2 separate regions of the Homo sapiens genome follow, and region 1 is linked to region 2. A link is an interaction called in ENCODE POLR2A ChIA-PET data of the cell type or tissue named here. Cell type or tissue: IMR-90. All regions are shown on one strand. Each heading gives the region's core, and the rest is flanking DNA. Links, peaks and the distances in the headings are about the cores only. Region 1 overlaps RIN2 (Ras and Rab interactor 2). Region 2 overlaps CRNKL1 (crooked neck pre-mRNA splicing factor 1).

Region 1 (2,913 bases), core at 282-2,781, 90 kb before region 2:
TCAGTAATGAGGAAGCTGAGCAACAGCATGTAGATGTATCTACAGGATGATCTTCCCAGGCCGGCGCCGGGGTTCACACCTGGAATCCCAGCACCACTTTGAGAGGCCAAGGTGGGAGGATTGATTGAGACCAGGAGTTCGAGACCAGCATGGCCAACATGGCGAAACCCCGTCTCTACTAAAAATGCACATATTAGTCTGGCATGGTGGCGCTTGCCTAGCTGCTCGGGAGGTTGAGGCACAAGAATTGTCTGAACCTGGGAGACAGAGGTTGCAGTAAGCCGAGATTGTGTCACCACTGCACTCCAGCCCTGGGTGACAGAGCAAGATTCTATCTCAAAAAAAAAAAAAAAAAAAAGGGAAAAGCAAATTCAGCTGGGTGCGGTGGCTCACACCTATAATCCCAGCACTTTGGGAGGCCGAGGTGGGTGGATCACCTGATGTCAGGAGTTCGAGACCAGCCTGGCCAACATAGCAAAACTCTGTCTCTACTAAAAATACAAAAATTAGCTGGACGTGGTGGCGCACGCCTAAAGTCCCAGCTACTCAGGAGGCTGAGGCGGGAGAATTGCTCGAACCCAGGAGGTGGAGGTTGCAGTGAGCCGAGATCGTACCACTGCACTCCAGCCTGGGTGTCAGACTGTCTTAAAAAAAAAAAAAAAAAGCAAATTCAGTATCTTTACCATAATTAGGAAACACACTGAATACATATAACCATTAAAATAAGTAATGGCCATTAAAATTAAAACCATGCCTCCATGGATTACCTTGATGTATCCATCACTTTTTGGGAAACATTGTCAGTTTCTAACAACATTGAGATATTACAAAATATCAAAATTGGGCTAGGCATGGTGGCTTGTGCCTGTAGCCCCAGCTACTCAGGAAGCTGAGGCTGAGGCAGGAGGATCACTTAAGGCCAGGAGTTTGAGACCAGCCTGGGAAACACAGCAAGACCCCATCTCTAAAAAAGTATTTTTTAAAATTAAAAATTTAAATATCAAAATTAACCTACACTTTTCCACCATTAGAGCTTTATTTTGTTTTTGAGTTTTCCACTTAGTAGCAAAACTACAGTTCTTTATGTTTGGGAGACAAACAAGGTAATGAATCTTAAACCATAATTTAGTCAGAGTCAAAAGTAATATGGAACCTGAGTTCTGCTTTTGTTGTTGTTTTTGTTTATTGATAAGAACTTATCACATGATAATTAGCCCATTGTCTTCATTCTGTAACCACTTATTAAACACTTACCATGTAAACAATGAGAAACTTTGTTTTCATAAAAGTCTAGGAGATTCCCGGAAACCTTCAGGGAACGAGCCCTCAGGCTTCAAGAAAAGCCAGGATTTTTCGTAAAGACTGTTTTCAGGGAGTGCCTGGCCAGAAAGGTGAGACTTGCAAGGAGAGACATGGGCGGAGCCTGCCGCTCACTCCTTCAAATCCCAGGTCTGGGGCAGTCCTTGTAGATTCCACCAGGATTGGCCTGGGAAAGCCGGCAAAGCAAGCAGGTGTTGCTCTTCCAAGAGGAGAGTTCTCCATACCTTGTGGAGCCTGACATGGGAGAGAAAGTCCTGTCTAGGGCCAGGGTTTGGGGAACTGAGATACAAGCCGAAAGCCAAGCTGCTTTTGAGAAACTGTGATAATCCTTCCTCCAACTAACTGCTGACCCAGTCATCCCAGTGTCTCCAGATGACTCATGTAAGTAGAAGCAAACAGGGTACCTTGATAAAACACAAGGGTAGACCACAGATGGTTCCAGCTCCAAGGCAGATGTGATACTGACAGTGCTGAGACACAGCTGCTCGCACAGACACACGGAAGGGAGCCAGAGAACTATGGAACTTCCCCTAGGAAAGCATCATTTGACTTACGGGCCACAACCACCTTATTTATCTCCATAGGGGACTTGCCATTCATTCTATGAGGGGTTTTCAGATATTGTTAATTAACTAAACCAATCCCATCCTAGCTGAATTATGATCTAACAGTCTGCTATAGACTGGAAAAAAATATATACATATACATATTTTTTTGGAGACGCAGTATCCATCTGTCTCCCAGGCTGGAGTGCAGTGGCGTGATCTCGGCTTACTGCAACCTCCGCCTCCCAGGTTCAAGCCATTCTCATGCCTCAGCCTCCCGAGTAGCTGGGACTACAGGAGCGCGCCACCACACCCAGTTAATTTTTGTACTTTTAGTAAAGACAGGGTTTCACCATGTTGGCCAGGCTGGTGGAAAAATCATAGTACATTTTAAATATTTGTTTGAAATCACTTTTGTTCTTAAAAAAAATCAGGCACATCTTACCATAGATGATATTAAATTGTCCATTTAAAAACTCCAGTTTCTCGGGAACACTCCCCAAGGCAACTTGGAAGTATGCCCCAGACAAAAGTGATTGTCTTGAATGATTTTAATTTTAATTTTATTTATTTATTTATTGAGACAAGGTCTCACTCTGTTGCCCAGGCTCGAATGTAGTGGCATGATCACAGCTCACTGCAGCCTCAACCTCCTAGGCTCAAGCAATCCACCTCCTTCTGCCTCCGAAAATGCTGGGATTATAGGTACAGGCCACTGCACCAGGCCGTAATTTTACTTTAAAAAAAAAAAAATCTAGGCTGTACACCGTGGCTCACGCCTGTAATCCCAGCACTTTGGGAGGCCAAGGCGGGGGATTGCCTGAGTTCAGGAGTTCCAGACCAGCCTGGACAACGTGGTGAAACCTCGTCTCTACTAAAAAAAATACAAACATTAGCTGGGCATGGTGGTGTGTGCCTGTAATCCCAGCTACTTAGGAAGCTGAGGCAGGAGAATCGCTTGAGCCTGGGAGGCAGAGGTTGCAGTGAGCCAAGACTGCACCATTGCACTTCAGCCTGGGTGACAGAGCCAGACTCCGTCTCAAAATAA
Region 2 (2,871 bases), core at 12-2,511:
CCCTTCCCGTTCTCCACCTCTGACTGGACCATATGTTCTACCCCGTGTTTCCATAACAGCCAGATTGCAACCATCTCCTACTCCAGGTGGTCTGCTTCCATTCTAAGATTGTACATATGCCACTTAAAAGTCCACATTTCGACGTCAGAAGTGTTTCTACTCATGTGACGTGAGATGAACAGTCCCAGGGCAGAGTTCTTACCCCATCATCAGTCTGGACCTTTCTTCTCTTCTTGACTTTCTCTGGCATGAGTTTGTCTACTCTCTCCTTATCTGAAGCTGTTCCAAATTCTTCTTCAAAACTTCGCCAAGATTCCAGCAGCATAAGTCTCTCTTCCTTTTCTTCACAGTTTCGCATGGTTTTGTTAGCTTCTTCATAAATTTGTCTGCATTTAGTCAAACTTCCTTCTTTTCCTGAAGACAACTCAAACTGAGCAAAGCTGATCCATACCTTTAAAAAAAGTTATTATTGAACCAAATTAACCATATCACTCAGAAGATAATAATGTAGTAATAATAAAGCGAATTCCCAGTTAATGACATCGGAAAGTAATGTGTGCATCACTAATGTTTCACAGATGAAAACAATGAATATATGCTTCAATATAAACACTGAAAATATTTGATTCTACATTCTACAATTAAATGTCTGACATAGTCTTAAACTCTTGAAAAGAGTTTAACTTGGCTGGGTGCAGTGGCTCACGCCTGTAATCCCAGCACTTCGGGAGGCTGAGGTGGGCAGATCACGAGGTCAAGAGATCGAGACCATCCTGGCCAACAGGTGAAACCCTGTCTCTATTAAAAATAGAAAAATTAGCCTGGGCATTATGGTGCGCGTCTCTAGTCCCAGCTACTCTGGAGGCTGAGGCAGGAGAATTGCTTGAACCTGGGAGGCGGAGGTTGCAGTGAGCCGAGATAACGCCACTGCACTCCAGCCTAGAGACACAGCAAGACTCCGTCTCAAAAAAAAAAAAAATAGTTTAACTTTTTTTCAATCTTGTGATACCCAAGCTACTCACATGCAGCATAAACAATGACCTGGTATAAACTTAACATTCCAAACATTCCAAAGTCCTCTGAGACTCACGTTTCTCTTGAAAAGCAAGGAAGTCATTAAAAAAAAAAAAAAAACAAAAACCCAAACACTTAAAATACAGAAATATATCATTTTCTTCTGGACTGCTGATTCAAGCAAAATGAAAGATCATCTACAAAGCAAGGATACCTTGACATGCTGCGTCCGTTGAAGCAACCGCCGGTAAAGGTTTCGTGTTCTTTCTGTTTCTTCCTGCTCAATTTCAAAATCAATATATGATTTCCAAAGCACCTAAGGAAGAAAAGTAAATGGGTCAGTCTTGACATTTACAAAGCAGCATGCCCCCATCCAAAGCACAGCTGAAGTATCACTCTAACCTACATCTAGGAACATAGGATTTTTACTGAACAACTAAAGAACACATGTGGATAAGATAAATAACATTGGTATCTATAAGCTGGCCAAAACTTGGCTAGAATTCCAGATTACAGAAAAAGGGCCTTGGATTCAGTCTTAGAGATTCTCTTTGGAAGTTTTTCAAATGCTTGACTTATCAAGAGCTGAGAAACTTGCCAAGCATCTCCCAGGTACTCCATATTCTAGCCACACGCAATTGAGCGTCCAGAGAGAAAACAGGCCCAGGTTAGCCAGTATGCATGTTCTTACCTCTACTGTACATTCCTTGTTATTATGAGAGTTCAGTGCAACAAGCATTCACTGAACAGGTGCGCACTGGCTCGGTGCAGCCTGGCAGGGAATAAGGATGAATAAACCGTGGCATGGACACCTGAAAGCTGGCAGTCTGGTGGAGGAGCCGAGGACAACTGATGAACTCAGTGATACCCAAAGCCCTGCCTTAATTAATGCAATCAGGGGGCCAAACCATTAAATGCAGGGTCATGTTAGTGCATGAGATTAACAAAACGGCTGGGTGAGTTCTACGACTCATGTGAGATTCAAATCTTTCCTAGCTGTGGTTTGGTGCTACCTTGTGGGTCAAGCTTAACTACTGAAGGCAGGCGAGGACTTTCAGGACAGTGACAACAGAAGTTGCAAGGACATCCTGGTTTAGAGAATACAGGGATGTGCAGTTCCTACCTCCATCCCCCTCGTTCTCCGGGTGGGCCAGCCTGCTGGCTTCTTCCTTGCCTGGCCTCTTCCCCAGCCCCTTTAGGCTTTCCTGCTGCAGAAGGGGCGTCACCCACCCCCATGATATCCCAGTTCATCCTGGGCATCATCCTGGATGTCTACTGCTCTGGTATCTAATGAGAGGGCTACTTCCCCTGTCCCCCACAGCCACCTTTCCACGTACAAGCCTAATCTGAGTAGAAGAGACTAAGTTAGTTAGATCATCGTTATACTCTAAAATACACCCACATTTAGATGGTCATCTAAAGTAAGACTAAACACGTATCTCAAACAAAATTATATTTGACTTGAGATGCTCACCTCTGGCATGTCTAAACGTGGCTGACTGATGGCTAATTCATAGATTGCCCGTGCTCTGTCAATATCACCAAGGATTGTCTCTAATTCAGCGAATTTAATCCATGAGGTACAATTTTCAGGTCCAAATTCCAGGAACTTTTCATAAAGCTTCCGGCATCTGTCAAATTCTCGAAGCTGTAGCTCCAATTCTATGTAAACTTTAAATAATTTGTTCTTTGGACATTTGCCTATGGAAGTTCCCTGGAAAATAAAATAACCAGACCACTGTGATACTGTAGTGGATTTAATCTGTGCAGTTATTGCACTGCCCTAGAGGCTGTTCTCTGCTGAGGAAGAATCTTGCAAAGTCAACATGGCCTACCATTCTTTCCCTCTGTGGTATC

Evidence for each region. ChIA-PET counts read pairs that join two places held together with the same protein. Peaks named below come from ENCODE experiments on the same cell type or tissue, not always from the same donor. Only the 100,000 strongest peaks of a DNase experiment are listed, where the experiment ranks them.
Region 1: POLR2A ChIA-PET joins it to region 2 with 6 read pairs; 2 of 35 experiments call an interaction of 5 or more read pairs at or near these places.

What each region holds. Positions count from the first base shown.
Region 1 is chr20:19,946,376-19,949,288 of GRCh38, forward strand. All of the region lies in intron 4 of RIN2 (Ras and Rab interactor 2), which reads left to right. Among named protein-coding and RNA genes, the nearest start is that of NAA20, 70 kb to the right of the region's middle. In IMR-90, for the core only: no CTCF peak of the experiment used is centred there; a DNase peak (open chromatin) is centred at 1,746; H3K27ac peaks cover 297 bases.
Region 2 is chr20:20,037,121-20,039,991 of GRCh38, forward strand. It overlaps CRNKL1 (crooked neck pre-mRNA splicing factor 1), which reads right to left. Exons shown (of 14, transcript NM_001278628.2): 11 at 2,489-2,728; 12 at 1,229-1,330; 13 at 203-451. Among named protein-coding and RNA genes, the nearest start is that of CRNKL1, 14 kb to the right of the region's middle. In IMR-90, for the core only: no CTCF peak of the experiment used is centred there; a DNase peak (open chromatin) is centred at 1,061; H3K27ac peaks cover 475 bases.